Regions from separate parts of the Homo sapiens genome. Here region 2 is linked to region 1. Evidence: read pairs that join two places in POLR2A ChIA-PET (ENCODE). Cell type or tissue: PC-9. All regions are shown on one strand. Links, peaks and the distances in the headings refer to the core of each region. The heading gives the core; the rest is flanking DNA.

Region 1 (7,141 bases), core at 1-4,000:
ATGGGAACTCCATCTTGAAGTCAGCTGATCAAACGTACAGAGGTGTGGTCTTGTGACTAGTGGGAAGGAAGAGGTGTTCTTGTGGGACTGAGCCCTCAACCTGTGGTTTCTGAAGCTATTTCCAGGTAGATAATGTCAGAATTCAATTGAATTGGAGGACACGCAGCAGATATCTGCTGCAGAATTGATTGCTTGGTGTATGAGGAGAAACCAACACACATTTGGTCCCAGAAGAATCCTGGGTTGATTGTTGTGGTGTGAGAACAGTGGAAGAACATGGTTTGAGTTTTTCTACTATCCCAAGAGTCAGTGTAATCCCAATCAAAATCTTTTTTAAAAAATATTTTACAGAAAAAATTGACAAGCTGCTTCTAAAGTTCATATGAAAGGGAAAAATAAAAAAAACAACAACCCAAACTTAGAGTAGACAAAACAACTTGAAGACTATGAAGAAAGTTGGAGTCCATGAGTGGTGGCTAACGCCTGTAATCCCAGAACTTTAGGAGGCTGAGACAGGCAGATCACTTGAGGTCAGGAGTTCAAGACTAGCCTGTCCAACATAGTAAAACCCCGTCTCTACTAAAAATACAAAAAAAAAAAAAAAAAAAATTAGCCAGGCATGGTGGTGAGTGCCTGTAATCCTAGCCACCTGGGAGGCTGAGGCAGGATAATCACTTGAACTTGGGAGCGGAGGCTGCAATGAGCCAACATAGTACCACTGCACTCTAGCCGGGGCGAGACAGAGTGATACTCTGCCTCAAAAAAAAAAAAATATTGGAGAAGTGGTTCGTTTGCTGCCCATATCCTGACAGTAGGTTTGAGGGCATAGGCCAAGGGAAGCAGTACCAGAGGCTCAACATGATGAAAACAGCTGTCCAGCAAGAAAGACTGGAGCTTGGTTTTTGTTAATTTTTTTTTCTTTTGAGATGCAGTCCTGCTCTGTTGCCCAGGTTGGAGTGCCGTGGCACAATCTTGGCTCACTCCAACCTCCGCCTCCCAGGTTCAAGCGATCCTCCTGCCTCAGCCCCCAAGGAGCTGGGATTATAGGCATGCACCACCAAGCCCGGCTAATTTTTGTATTTTTAGTAGAGACAGGGTTTCGCCATGTTGGCCAGGCTGGTCTCAAACTCCTGACCTCAGGTGATCCACCCTCCTCGGCCTCCCAAAGTGCTGGGATTACAGGTGTAAGCCACCGTGCCTGGCCAGCCACCGCGCCTGGCCAGCCACCGCGCCCAGCCTTTTTTTTATTTTTTTATTTTTTTTTTGAGACAGAGTTTTGCTCTTGTTGCCCAGGCTGGAGTGCAATGGCGCAATCTCGGCTCACTGCAACCTCCACCTCACAGGCTCAAGCAATTCTCCTGCCTCAGCCTCCCGAGTAGCTGAGATTACAGGCATGCACCACCACGCCCATCTAATTTAGAATCTTTAGTAGGGACGGGGTTTCTCCATTTTGGTCAGGCTGGTCTCAAACTCCCGACCTCAGGTGATCCGCCCGCCTTGGCCTCCCAAAGTGCTGGGATTACAGGCATGAGCCACCGCACTCGGCCTTGTTAAACTTTTTTGTTAATTTTTTTTTTTTTTTTTTTTTTTGAGAGAAGTCTCGCTCTTATCTCCCAGGTTTGAGTGCAATGACTTGAGCTCGGCTCACTGCAACCTCCACCTCCCGGGTTCAAACGATTCTCCTGTATCTGCCCCCCAAGTAGCTGGGATTAAGTCACCTTCCACCACACCCAGCTAATTTTTGTATTTTTTAGTAGAGACAGGGTTTCACCATGTTGGCCAGGCTGGTCTTGAACTCCTGACCTCAGGTTATCTTCCCGCCTCGGCCTCCCAAAGTGCTGGGATTACAGGTGTCAGCCACTGCGCCCGGCCATTTTTTTTGTTAATTTTTAAGACATGATTAGAGCCAAAGAAGAGTTGGTGTAGAGATCAAGGTTTGGACAAGGGTGAGGCAAGTGAGGCTTTCATTCTCAAGGACCCATCTTGCGCTTATATGATCTTGAGAGTGTGTGCCTCCTAAAATTTTATGTTTCCTCACCTGAAGGTAATCCTGCCCCTTATGGGACTCAGAACATGACACCCCAAAATATGGCACCTTGGCAATTAAGAAAACTAAAGAAGCAAGATCACGTTGACCTCCCCCCGCTTTCTCATGCACAGTGCTTTCATAAAGGAATTATTTAACCTACCTCACCTGAAAGCAGGACATAAGACCCTCATTCCAGGCTGGCCCAGCCCCATACTCAGAGAAAAGGAATGCTACTCAGCAGAAAGGAATGCTACTCAGAGTGGCCAAGAACAATCTGAACAAACAGATCTTGTCATATTTCCCCTACTTCCCCTACCCCAGTTTATTACCATTAGATCATACCCTTTGTCCAGTCATGTTCTCCACAATCATCTACTTCTTTCAGCAGACTTAGCATTTAAAAAAACACAATTTTCCCTGGGTCTTTGGGTCTTCATTTCTGAAGGCTCTTATGTCTTATAAAACCTTGTTAAATTTGTTATGCTTTCCTCTTATTAATCTGCGTTTTGTTATGGGGTGTCATCTGTGAACCTAGCAATGGGTGAGGAAGACAATACTTTTTTCTCTCCTATGCCCTGATGGGGAACTCTCTAGACAGACAAATGAATAGCTGAGGCTTCTCATCACCCATATACCCACATTCTCTCTCTCTTTTTTTTTTTTTTTTTAAACAGAGTCTCCTTCTGTTGCCCAGGCTGGAGTACAGCCTGGGCTCACTGGATCCTCTGCCTCCTGGGTTCAAGTGATTCTCCTGCCTCAGTCTCTCAAGTAGGTGGGACTACAGGTGCATGCCACCAGGCCCGACTAATTTTTGTATTTTTAGTAGAGACGGGGTTTCACCATGATGGCCAGGTTGGCCTCGAACTCCTGACCTCAAGTGATCCTCCCACCTTAGCCTCCCAAAGTGCTAGGATTACAGGCGTGAGCCACCATGCCCGGCTGCACACTCTCTTACCTTTCCCACACCTTGAAATTTCCCTCACTGCCCACCCTAAATACAGTACCATGAGACGCAAATCTTAGATTAGATTTCAAAGGAAGGGCAGTGTCACTTAGTTCCACTAAGGCCTACCTGTATCCTCTGTGGCCTAGACTGGAGGTGGATATGGGGAGACTGATTTCCAAGATAGACATAGCTCTGTTATCTTCACTCCCTGAGTCCAAGCCCAGCTGAATACCTAAGTGGCTTCTCATTCTTTTTTTTTTTTTTTTTGAGACGGAGTCTTGCCCTGTCGCCCAGGCTGGAGTGCAGTGTCATGATCTTGGCTCACTGCAACCTCTGCCTCCCAGGTTCAAGCAATTCTCCTGCCTCAGCCTCTTGAGTAGCTGGGATTACAGGTATGTGCCACCCCACCTGGCTAATTTTTGTATTTTTAGTAGAGACAGGGTTTCACCATGTTGGCCGGGATGGTCTCGATCTCCTGACCTCGTGATCCACCTGTCTCGGCCTCCCAAAGTGCTGGGATTACAGATGTGAGCCACCACGCCCAGCCGTGGCTTCTCATTCTTATCCTTAGAGATTGCTGGCATCCCCGGCCTCTTACCACTCTTCCCATCCTTCCATCAGCTTAGACCACTCAAGTGCTTTCACTGCAAGTTCCCTTTATTGTCATCACTAGGCAGCTGCATTTTGATCTCAGAGCTAATAGATGAATCCACTTTCTTCAATATGGCCACTCTCTCAGCTGGGGTCTTCTTCCCTAATCTGTGTGTGTGTGTGTGTGTGTGTGTGTGTGTGTGTGTGTGTGTGTGTTTTGTTGGGTTTTTTTTTGAGACAAAGTCTCACTCTCTTGTCCAAGCTGGAGTGCAGTGGCACCATCTCAGCTCACTGCAACCTCCACTTCCCGGGTTCAAGCAATTCTCCTGCCTCAGCCTCCCAAGTAGCTGGGACTACAGGCACGCGCCACCACGCCCAGCTAATTTTTTTTTGTATTTTTAGTAGACACAGGGTTTCACTATGTTGACCATGCTGGTCTTGAACTCCTGACCTCCTGATCCGCCCACCTCAGCCTCCCAAAGTGCTGGGATTACTGGCGTGAGCCACCCTGCCCGGCCCTGAAATAAAAAAAAATAATTTTTTTTTTTTAAAAAGAGTTTGAGGCCTTGTGTACCTTGAGTTAAAGAGGCCTCTAAAGGAGAACCTGGGGGATTCCAAATCTGACAGCTACAATTTTGCACAAAGCCTTACTCAATGTTCTCCACTCATCACCCCCTTTCTTTTTACCTGCTTCCCTTGTCTTCTGCTCTTCTCCTCTCCTGGCGAGTTGGTGTTGGTTGTTGTCAGGAAGCCTCAGCTCCTCACAATGGGAACTCCCCAGAGGGCTCCTTGAATGTCCTCATGACATGGCGCCTAACTCCCACCAGAATGAGAGATCCAGGAGACAGTGAGAGGGAAGCCACCAAGCCTTTAGGTCCTAATCTCTAAAGTCACTGTAGGGGAGAAAATTAGCATCTTTATCTAGTATCACCCTAGGTTTGTGGCAGAGATCCCTATAACAAAATATTAAATACAAGAGAAAAGCATACAAATTTATTTAATAAGTTTTACATCATATGAGAGACTTAATAAGGAAATGAAGACCCAAAGAAACAGAAAAAAAACGGTATTTTTATGCTTAGGTTCGTGTAGAGTGGACTATCATACAGTATGATTGGACAAAAGTGGGTATGATCTAATAGAATGAGACCACCACTTCTCCTGTTGTCCTTCCCAGCTTCTCCCCAACCTCCCCTTTTCCCTAGTTTATAAGACAGGAGAAAAGGGAGAAAGCAAAAAGTTGGAAAGAAACAGAAATAAGATAAATAACTAGACGACCTTGGCGCCACCACCTGGCCCTGGTGGTTAAAAGAATAATAATAATAATAATAATATTAACCCCTGACCAAAACTACTAGTGTTATCTGTAAATTCCAGACATTGTATGTGAAAGCACTGTAAAACTTTTTGTTCTGTTAGCTGATGTATGTAGCCCCTAGTCACGTTCCTCACACTTACTTGATCTATTACGACCTTTTCACGTGGACCCCTTAGAGTTGTAAGCCCTTAAAAGGGCTAGGAATTTCTTTTTTGGGGAGCTCAGCTCTTAAGACGCGAGTCTGCTGACACTCCCAGCCCAATAAAAACCTCTTCCTTCTTTAATCCGGTGTCCTAGGAGTTTTGTCTGCGACTTGTCCTGCTACAGTAATGGTAACAAACTGGAGAGAACTTAACAAGGCCTGTTTATTCACAGCTTCTTGGCATCTCTGCGTCTTCATTCTTTTCTTCTGGGTATAGGAAGGAGGCCCTGCAAATAGGGTCTTATGACCTTATTTTGTAAGAAGGTCAGAGAATTCTTTTAGGGCCTGCTTCATGGGAGAAAGTCAGGGGAAGGTCAGAGAGACCTTCCCTGTTAAACCTTCCCCATAGTGTTAACAATAATTACATGCCAGGCTTTAGATAAAAGTATAGATTAAGCATTAGTCAGGTTGTCCTATGACTCATTTCCCTATAGCCTCTTATGGACCATGTAGGCCAGGACATAAACCATGAATTTACTTATTGTTCTTGTAGATAGGAACTTTGACTTTAGGAGCCTTACAACTTTTCATTTGAGATGTTTTTCAGAACTAACGCCAATGAGTCCAAAGACCACACCAAGGAACCAAGTCGGTCTGAGAATGCAGTTTCTTCAGCTGGGCGCGGTAGCTCACGCCTGTAATCCCAACACTTTGGGAGGCCAAGGCGGGCAGATCATGAGGTCAGGAGTTCGATACCAGCCTGGCCAACATGGTGAAACCCCGTCTCCCCTAAAAATACAAAAATTAGCTGGGCGTGGTGGTGTGCACTTGTAATCCCAGCTACTGGGGAGGCTGAGGCAGGAGAACGGCTTGAACCCAGGAGGCAGAGGTTGCAGTGAGCTAAGATCGTGTCACTGCACTCCAGCCTGGGTGACAAACAAGAATCTGTCTCAAAAAAAAAAAAATGCAGTTTCTTCACCTCCATCCTATGACATCACCCTTCACTCTTTGAACAATCGACACCTTGGCCCACTACTCGTCCAAACCCCTTAAGGTCTCTAGACCCAAACTCTTTGAAGAGGTGGTTTTGAGGTTTCTTCTCATCTCATTTGGTGGCCTTACAATTAAACCTCTTTCTCTGCTGCAACCTGGAGTCTTGGTGCATTGACTTTCTGCATATCAGGCAACACACCCAGCACAATCACCCCTGCACATGCTGTTTGTCCATTCAGTTCTTCAGCTTGAATTCTTTTTTTTTGAGATGGAGTTTCACTCTTGTTGCCCAGGCTGGAGTGCAATGGTGTGATCTTGGCTCACCGCAACCTCTGTCTACCGAGTTCAAGTGTTCTCCTGCTTCAGCCTCCTGCGTAGCTGGGATTACCGGCATGCGCCACCACGCTCAGCTAATTTTGTATTTTTAGTAGAGACGGTGTTTCTCCATGTTGGTCAGGCTGGTCTTGAACTCCCGACCTCAGGTGATCCACCCGCCTCAGCCTCCCAAAGTGCTGGGATTATAGGCGTGAGCCACCATGCCCAGCCGAATTATTTCACATGTCAAGGCACCATATTTTAGGGTAGTGCATCCTGCACTCCATCTGGAACACATGCCACATCCCTTCTGCTACATTCTACTGGTCAAAGCATCCCTTTTGCTACATGCCACTAGTCAAAGCAAGTTACAAAAGCAGGCCAGATCCAAAGGTTGAGGAAACAGAACCCCACCTCTGAGAAGCAGCAAATAATTTGTGACCATGTTTAATCTACCATAAAGAATTTGGCCAGGATCAGAGATGGTTGCCCACACTTTTGTCCTTTCTCTTACTGAACTGGAGTTTTGAAGAGGCCATCACGCGGTCTACCCCCTTTAGAAGGAGATCTGCAAAAGCTTTAAATGTTTGCCCTGAGCTCTCAGTTTCTCTGGTTTTTCCTTTTCCCATCTCTCTCTCTCTCTCTCTCTCTCTGAGCCCCACCCCACTTTCCCTGCTGCCCCATCCTCTGTAATTCAGCTACAGCCAAGCTGTAGCTTTTCCTGTCTAGCCCTACCCAACTCAGGGACCCATTCTTCTCCCCATTTCAAGCCCCATAGGCCTCCTCAACTCTCCCTGGAAAGGAGAA
Region 2 (7,302 bases), core at 1,453-5,452, 120 kb after region 1:
ATGAATCTTCTTGCCTCGGCCTCCTGAAACATTGGAATTGCAGGCGGGAGCCACTCTGCCCACAGCCTCTTCCTATTTTTGAATTGGCATTTGCCAAAAAAAATAAAATAAAATAAAATGAAAAAACCCCACCATGCACACACTTTGTAGTTGTCTTCAGAATAGCATGTTTTAAATAAAACCTCTAAATAAAACTTCATAGTGTTGATTTAAATATCCCTTTCTTTCAAACATCATCCTTTTTTCCCCAGTGTTAATTTCCCTGAAGGCCACAGTCTGATTACAAGAAGTAAAAATGGTCCAGGAACGGTGGCTCGTGCCTGTAAATCCCAGCAATTTGGGAGGCCGAGGCTGGTGGATCATGAGGTCAGGACTTTGAGTCCAGCCTGACCAACATGGTGAAATCCCGTCCCCACTAAAAATACAAAAATTAGCTAGGTATGGTGGCGCATGTCTGTAATCCCAGCTACTCGGGAGGTTGAGGCAGGAGAATTGCTTGAACCCAGGAGGAGGAGGTTGCAGTGAGCTGAGATTGCACCACTGCACTCCAGCCTGGGCAACAGAGCCAGACTCCATCTCAGAAAAAAAAAAGAAAAGAAAAGGAAGTAAAAATTAAAATTAACTTCCCACAGGCCTGGCTAAAGTATGGGTTATTGATGGCTGATGTTAGAAATGTTTGATGTAATTTTGATTAACAAACAAAATGTCGTTGTCAAAAAATGGTATACATCTTTGTGTTAGAAAGCTAACATCATGTACATTTTTGTTCATATATTTAGACATTAAACTAATTTTTTTTTTGAGATGGAGTTTCACTCTGGTTGCCAAGGCTGGAGTGCAAAGGTGCGATCTTGGCTCACTGCAACCTCTGCCTCCCAGGTTCAAGAGATTCTCCTGCCTCAGCCTCCCGAGTCCTGGGATTACAGGCACACACCACCACGCCTGGCTAATTTTTGGATTTATTTAGTAGAAACGCGGTTTCACCATGTTGGCCAGGCTGGTTCTCCAACTCCTGACCTTAAGTGACGCACCTGCCTCGGCCTCCCAAAGTGCTGGGATCACAGGTGTGAACCACCACGCTTGGCCTGTTCAACCAGTTATTTATTGAGCTCCTACCATGAGGCTGATTCTGTGCTATCCCTGGATATAAAATGGAAATTGAAACAGACCTAAACCCTGACCTTGGAGTTCAGTCTAGTATATAATAGTCTCTACGAAATTATACATATAAGTCAGGAATCGTATCTTATTCATCAGTACAATGAATATAGTAGGTTTTCTTTGAATATTTGTAGACTAAATGAATGGATTTTACCAGACGTTACCTTGCCATAAACTAAGAAATAGTTACTATTACTCCAGACATATATGTACTTATGGAGGTTTGAGAAATAATGTGGACTAAGAAGCCCTTATATAGCCTCACCCAACTTTAGCATGCTCCTTCCAGAGCCAACCCATCATTCAAATAATCCAAAATTCTGTCTAATATCTGGTTATGAACAGATTCCTGAGACAAAACAAAATGTGGCCACCTATTAATAAAGCAAACAGTCTTGGTGTTCAGACACTGCTGCCGTTTAGTTCAGAACAGATTATTGTCATTATTATAATTTTGTTTATTAAAAAGAAAACTCTTGGCAGCCGAGCGCGGTGGCTCACGCCTGTAATCCCAGCACTTTGGGAGGCCAAGGCTGGTGGCTCACGAGGTCAGGAGATCGAGACCATCCTGGCTAACACGGTGAAACCCCGTCTGTACTAAAAATAAAAAAAATTAGCCGGCCTTGGTGGTGGGTGCCTGTAGTCCCAGCTACTTGGGAGGCTGAGGCAGGAGAATGGCATGAACCCAGGAGGCAGAGCTTGCAGTGAGCAGAGATCGAGCCATTGCACTCCAGCCTCGGTGACAGAATGAGACTCCATCTCAAAAAAAACAAGAAAAAGAAAAGAAAACTCTTTAGCTGGGCACGGTGGCTCATGCCTGTAATCCTAACACTTTGGGAGGCCAAGGCAGATGGATCACCTGAAGTCAGGAGTTAGAGACCAGCCTGGCCAACATGGCAAAACTTCATCTCTACTAAAAATACAAAAATGAGCTGGGCATCGATGTACATGCCTGTAATCCCAGCTACTCAGGAGGCTGAGGCAAGAGAATCGCTTGAACTCGTGAGGCAGTTGCAGTGAGATCGCACCACTGCACTCCAACCTGGGTGACAGAGCAAGATTCTGTCTCAAAAAAAAAAAAAAAAAGAAAACTCTGACATTTATTTTCCAATGGTTTTCATTACCATTGAGATAATTTGAGAAGTATTGGGATAATTTGGGGAAGTAATCTGAGAGATTATATGACCAAGCACTTTTGGAAGCAAGTAACAGATTTCAACACAAATACATAACAGAAATCTCTAAAGTAATACATTTTGAAATGAGGAACTGTATCAGGAACTTTTAAAGTTTTAGAGACAAGTCAGTATGCAACCTTATCTTTTCATTTGCTGGCATCTCAGTGAAATCAGGATCTGTGCTATCAAATCAAAGAAGCAAAAGCCTATAAGGACTTTCCTCTATCTCCCCTGTAAATAATAGATTTTTCTTTTTTTTTTTTTTTTTTGAGGCAGAGTTTTGTTCTTGTTGCCCAGGCTGGAGTGCAGTGGCACGATCTCAGCTCACTACAACCTCCGCCTCCCGGGTTCAAGCAATTCTCCCAAAGTGTTGGGATTATAGGCGTGAGCCACCACGCCCAGCCGTAAATAATGGATTTTTCCTACTTTAATTTACCTGGGGGAGTAAACACAATATGAAAGGGCAAAAACTTGACCTTCCCTAAATCTGATCTACCTAATTAAATGCTGGCCAGCTGCAGTGTCTCATGCCTGTAATCCTGGCACTTTGGGAGGCCCAGGCAGGCGGATCACTTGAGGCCAGGCCAGGAGTTTGAGACCAGCCTGGCCATCATGGCGAAACTCTGTCTCTGCTAAAAATACAAAAATTGGGAGGGATAGCATTAAGAGAAATACCTAATGTAAATGATGGGTTAATGGGTGCAGCACACCAACATGGCACATGTATACATATGTAACAAACCTGCACGTTGTGCACATGTACCCTAGAAATTAAAGTATAATAATAAAAAGAAATCTCACATATCAGAATATGTTACATTCTTTACAGGTACTAAGATTTCCTTTAATGGATTTTTGAAGTCATATTTATAAAAAGTTATTATATTAACCAGGGAGGAGATGAGTACTTAAGGCAAAAAAAGACATTTTTTTCTCTGAGTCAGCAATACTTGTCCTTAAATTTCCCATTGGAGGGCAAAGCCGATTTGAAATCTGTCTCCTTTTTGTCTCTTGGGATTGTTCTCACCTGAACAGAACATTACAGCATTTACTACAGGGCCAAATGAAAGACAGAAGTCAGAGAGTAACTCCTAGAAAATGGAATAAATTGTTCCTGAAGGTTAAAAAAAAAATACAAAAATTAACCAGGCATGTGGCCCACGCCTGTAATCCCAGCTACTCTTGGGAGGCTGAGGCAGGAGAATCACTTGAACTCAGGAGGTAGAGGTTGCAGAGATGGTGCCACTGTACTCCAGCCTGGGTGACAGAGTGAGACTCTGTCTCAAAAAAATAAAGGAAAATGAAAAATAAAGTGGTGCTTACCTAGGACCTCCAAAAGTTAGCCTCTATTTTGTCTTCCAAAGGTAAGAGAGTAGATTGTCCTCTGGGCTGATATAAATGGGGAAGACAGTACTGTATGTGACCTTGTGTTCTGACATGATTCTGGCATCTGTGCAGAATCTTTTTGGTAGCATGTGCTTTGTCACTTTCTAGCAAGCAGGGAGACTAGGCAGGCACCTAGGGCCTGAGAGTCAACCAGTCCACACGTTTCCAAACCATGAGGGTAGGAGAAAGGGGTCCCAATATTCTCAGCATTTGGGTAGTTACTACTCCGAGATGGGTTTTAAAGCCAGTTAATAAAAAGGCACCATGCCACCGGAAGAGATATGTGAGCTTGGATCTCAAAGGGTATGTACTCTGAAGCTGAAATCATAAACCAGAGCATCTGATGTGTGTCTCATACACAATGAGGGAGGAAGGACTGCTGACGGAAATGTCACACGCAGCTGCTTTTAGCACTTGGCTCTCACTGATGAAGCTTCCCTCTCTGCCACTACACACCACCCTCTTCCTACATGAGAGACCTTTAGGGCTCTTTAGTTCTCATCCTGAAAGCTGTGGGACAGATTATAAATTGATATCTTTTATATCAGTATAGCTCATGCTTGGTTGATGTGCCTGATGGGCTATAGGAGTGATTGACTCAGCTACTATTTTGGTGAGGAAAGAGAGTCTTCCTTAGAAAGAGAATTGTGTGCCTTGCCCTAAAAAGGTTAGGAATGCGGCCTATGGTCCTAATTAAGTGCCCTGTTAAACAGTGTCCCTTGAACAAGTCACTTTCTTCTTCTGCAACTTCTCCAGCTATATAATTAAGCATGTAATCCTGTGTGACTTCATAGTAGGGTTGTGAGGACAGGCTATTCCCACCGTCTGGAGTTGTCTTCCCCTCACTTTTCCATTGCCAAATAAATCGTCCTTATCTTTTGGAGTTAAGTTGAAACATCAATTTCTTGAGATTGTTTCAGATCCTACTTTTCTACTGCCCAAAACCCGTAGTTCCCCAGTCTGTCACTTTATAGCACCTGGCACTTCCCTTTTTGCAACCAATGTCACGCTTATTGTAATAGTTGTTCAATGTCTATCTTCCCAATTAGACTAGAAGTTTCATTAGCATAGAAATCCTATCTTTTGCACCTCGATTCTTAGCACAATCTTGGGCATTGTGCTTTGTACCTATTTGGATGATGAATGAAAGATGAATGATTACATCTCATAATCACTTTGAGATTCCTTTCTGAAAACTCCAATATTGAACTCTTTGTGCCTTTCTAAATATGCTGGTAAAACTGAGAACAGGTTTTTCTATTAGAGTGAAAAGGACTGCTGTTTATTGAATGTTTCCCCCTACCTCGCTACTCCTTACCTTTTCCTATTATGACAATCTTAAATTCTCTCCATGGCAAGCTGTTCCCAACTCCCTAAACAGTCATTTCTAGGAAGACTGCAGGCTGTTCATTTTGTTTTCTTTTTTGAGACAGGGTCTCACTGTGTGGCCCAGGCTGGAGTACAGTGGCGCGATCTCGGCTCACTGCAACCTCCGCCTCCTGGGTTCAAGCGATTCTTCTGCCTCAGCCTCCCGAGGAGCTGGGACTACAGGTGCGCACCACCACGCCCAGCTAATTTTTGTAATTTTAGTAGAGATGGGGTGTCACCATGTTGGCCAGGCTGGTCTCGAACTCCTGACCTTGTAATCTGCCCACCTTGGCCTCCCAACGTGCTGGGATTACAAGTGTGAGCCACCGTGCCCGGCCACAGGCTGTTTGTTTTTAAATGAAACAAAAAATCCAAACTGGCTTTTAGAATTAACTGTTGTCTTTCCTCACATTTTTGTCAATTTAAAGAACTGTTAAGCTCCTGTAAAAAAGATGTTATGTAATCTGTAACTACATTTGAGAATGTTAGTCAACTTCAAATAAATTCTTACCAAAATACCTTTTTCTTGTTAACACTAATTGTTGCTGAAATATTAACCTGAACTTGCATATCATTCTATCTGGCAACTTTTCAGAATAGATTCATACCAGCTTCACATGCCATTTATTAATTCATCAATTAATTGATTCAGTAATTATTAGTGAACACTAAATGTCAGGCACTTTTCTAGATGTTTGGGAATATCAGTAAATAAAACAGATTCTTGCCCTCAAGGAAATATTTATAGAACTGCTGTTGTATAAACAGTACTCATCAAATATTCCACTGCTCCCCTGCTTTTCCCAGCATCCCTTACAGTTAGGTTTGGATCATGTGATTACAGCAAGCTAATGGCCTATCAAGGAAATGACATGTATCATTTTTAGGCTGAGGAAGGTATAAGCTAATGTGCTCCCCAACCCTGTTATTACCTGTCACACAACCCCAGAGGTTAATATTCCACATGGTTCAGCCACAAGATATAATTTGAGTCATTTTGGTTACTGAGTCTCATAGTCCGTTTGTGCTGCTATAGCAACATACCTAAGACTAGATAATTTACAAATAATAGGAATTCGTTTCTCACAGTTCTGGAGTCTGCAAAGTCCAATATCAAGCCACTAGTAGATAATGCCTTGTTGCTGCATTTTTCAGAGGGTCTGAAATCTGTGTCCTTACATGGAGGAAGAGACAGAAGGGGCAAACCCACCCCCTCAAGTCCTCTTCTAAAGCACTGTGAGAGTGGAGCCCTCAGGGCCTACCCTCTGAAGGCCCTACCTCTTAAAGAGTGTTTCATTGTAGATTAAATTTCAATATGAGTTTTGGAGGAGACACAAACTGTAGAATTCCACCCCTGGCCCCCCAAAATATATGTCCTTCTTACTTACAAAATATAATCATTCCATCCCAATAACATCAAAAGTCTTAACTTGTTCCAGCATCAACTTTAGAGTCTGACTCTGAAGTCTCATCTAAATATCATCTTCATAACATTTGGATGTGACTCAAGGTACAATTCATCATGAGGCAAATTCCTCTCCCGTTGTGAGCCTGTGAAATCAAGTTATGTGCTTCCAAAATACAATGGTGTACAGGCATACGACAGACATTCCCATTCTAAAAGGGAGCAATAGGCAAGAAGAAATGGGTAACAGGTCTCAAGTAAGTCCAAAATCCAACAAGGCAAACTTTAAATCTTGAAGCTTCAGAAAAACAATCTTTGACTCTATGTGCGACCTTCTGGACACCCTGGGGTGAGGGTTGGGCCCCCAAAGCCCTGGACAGCTGCATTCCTATGGCATCACTGGGCATAGCCCATGCTGCAGCTCTCCCTGACTGATGCTGCACACTGGTGGCTCTCTAGGTTTTGGGTCTTGCCAGGGGTTGGGGGAGTAGAGCTGACCCTTCCCCATGGCCCCACTAGATACTGTACTTGACAGGGCTCTCTACAATGGCCTTAACCCACAACTCCATTTGACATTGCCTAGTGGAGGTTCTCTGCAGTATCCCTGGCAGCTCTCTACCTGGGCCCTGAGGCTTTCAGAGAGAGCCTTTGAAATCTAGGTGGAGGTAGCAATGCCTCCACAAGTGTTGCAGTCTGCATGCCTGCAGAGCTGGCAGCACAAGGATCCCACTGAAGTTTATCGCTTGTGCCTCCTGGAGCAGCAGCCCAAGCCTCACTTGGGCCCACTTGAACCACAGCTGGGGC

What was found. Peaks named below come from ENCODE experiments on the same cell type or tissue, not always from the same donor. Only the 100,000 strongest peaks of a DNase experiment are listed, where the experiment ranks them.
Region 2: POLR2A ChIA-PET joins it to region 1 with 8 read pairs; 2 of 35 experiments call an interaction of 5 or more read pairs at or near these places.

The regions. Positions count from the first base shown.
Region 1 is chr1:112,864,035-112,871,175 of GRCh38, forward strand. The region is part of intron 1 of LINC01357 (long intergenic non-protein coding RNA 1357); the gene reads left to right. It overlaps LOC105378911 (a long non-coding RNA gene), which reads right to left and starts at 4,350. Exons shown (of 3, transcript XR_001738192.2): 1 at 4,254-4,350. RefSeq lists enhancers at 765-1,274, 1,787-2,296 and silencers at 1,519-1,719, 5,313-5,607. In PC-9, for the core only: no CTCF peak of the experiment used is centred there; a DNase peak (open chromatin) is centred at 2,277; H3K27ac peaks cover 2,885 bases.
Region 2 is chr1:112,979,246-112,986,547 of GRCh38, forward strand. It overlaps LOC107985189 (a long non-coding RNA gene), which reads right to left. Exons shown (of 2, transcript XR_001738193.2): 1 at 3,663-7,302. Among named protein-coding and RNA genes, the nearest start is that of SLC16A1-AS1, 26 kb to the left of the region's middle. In PC-9, for the core only: no CTCF peak of the experiment used is centred there; no DNase peak of the experiment used is centred there.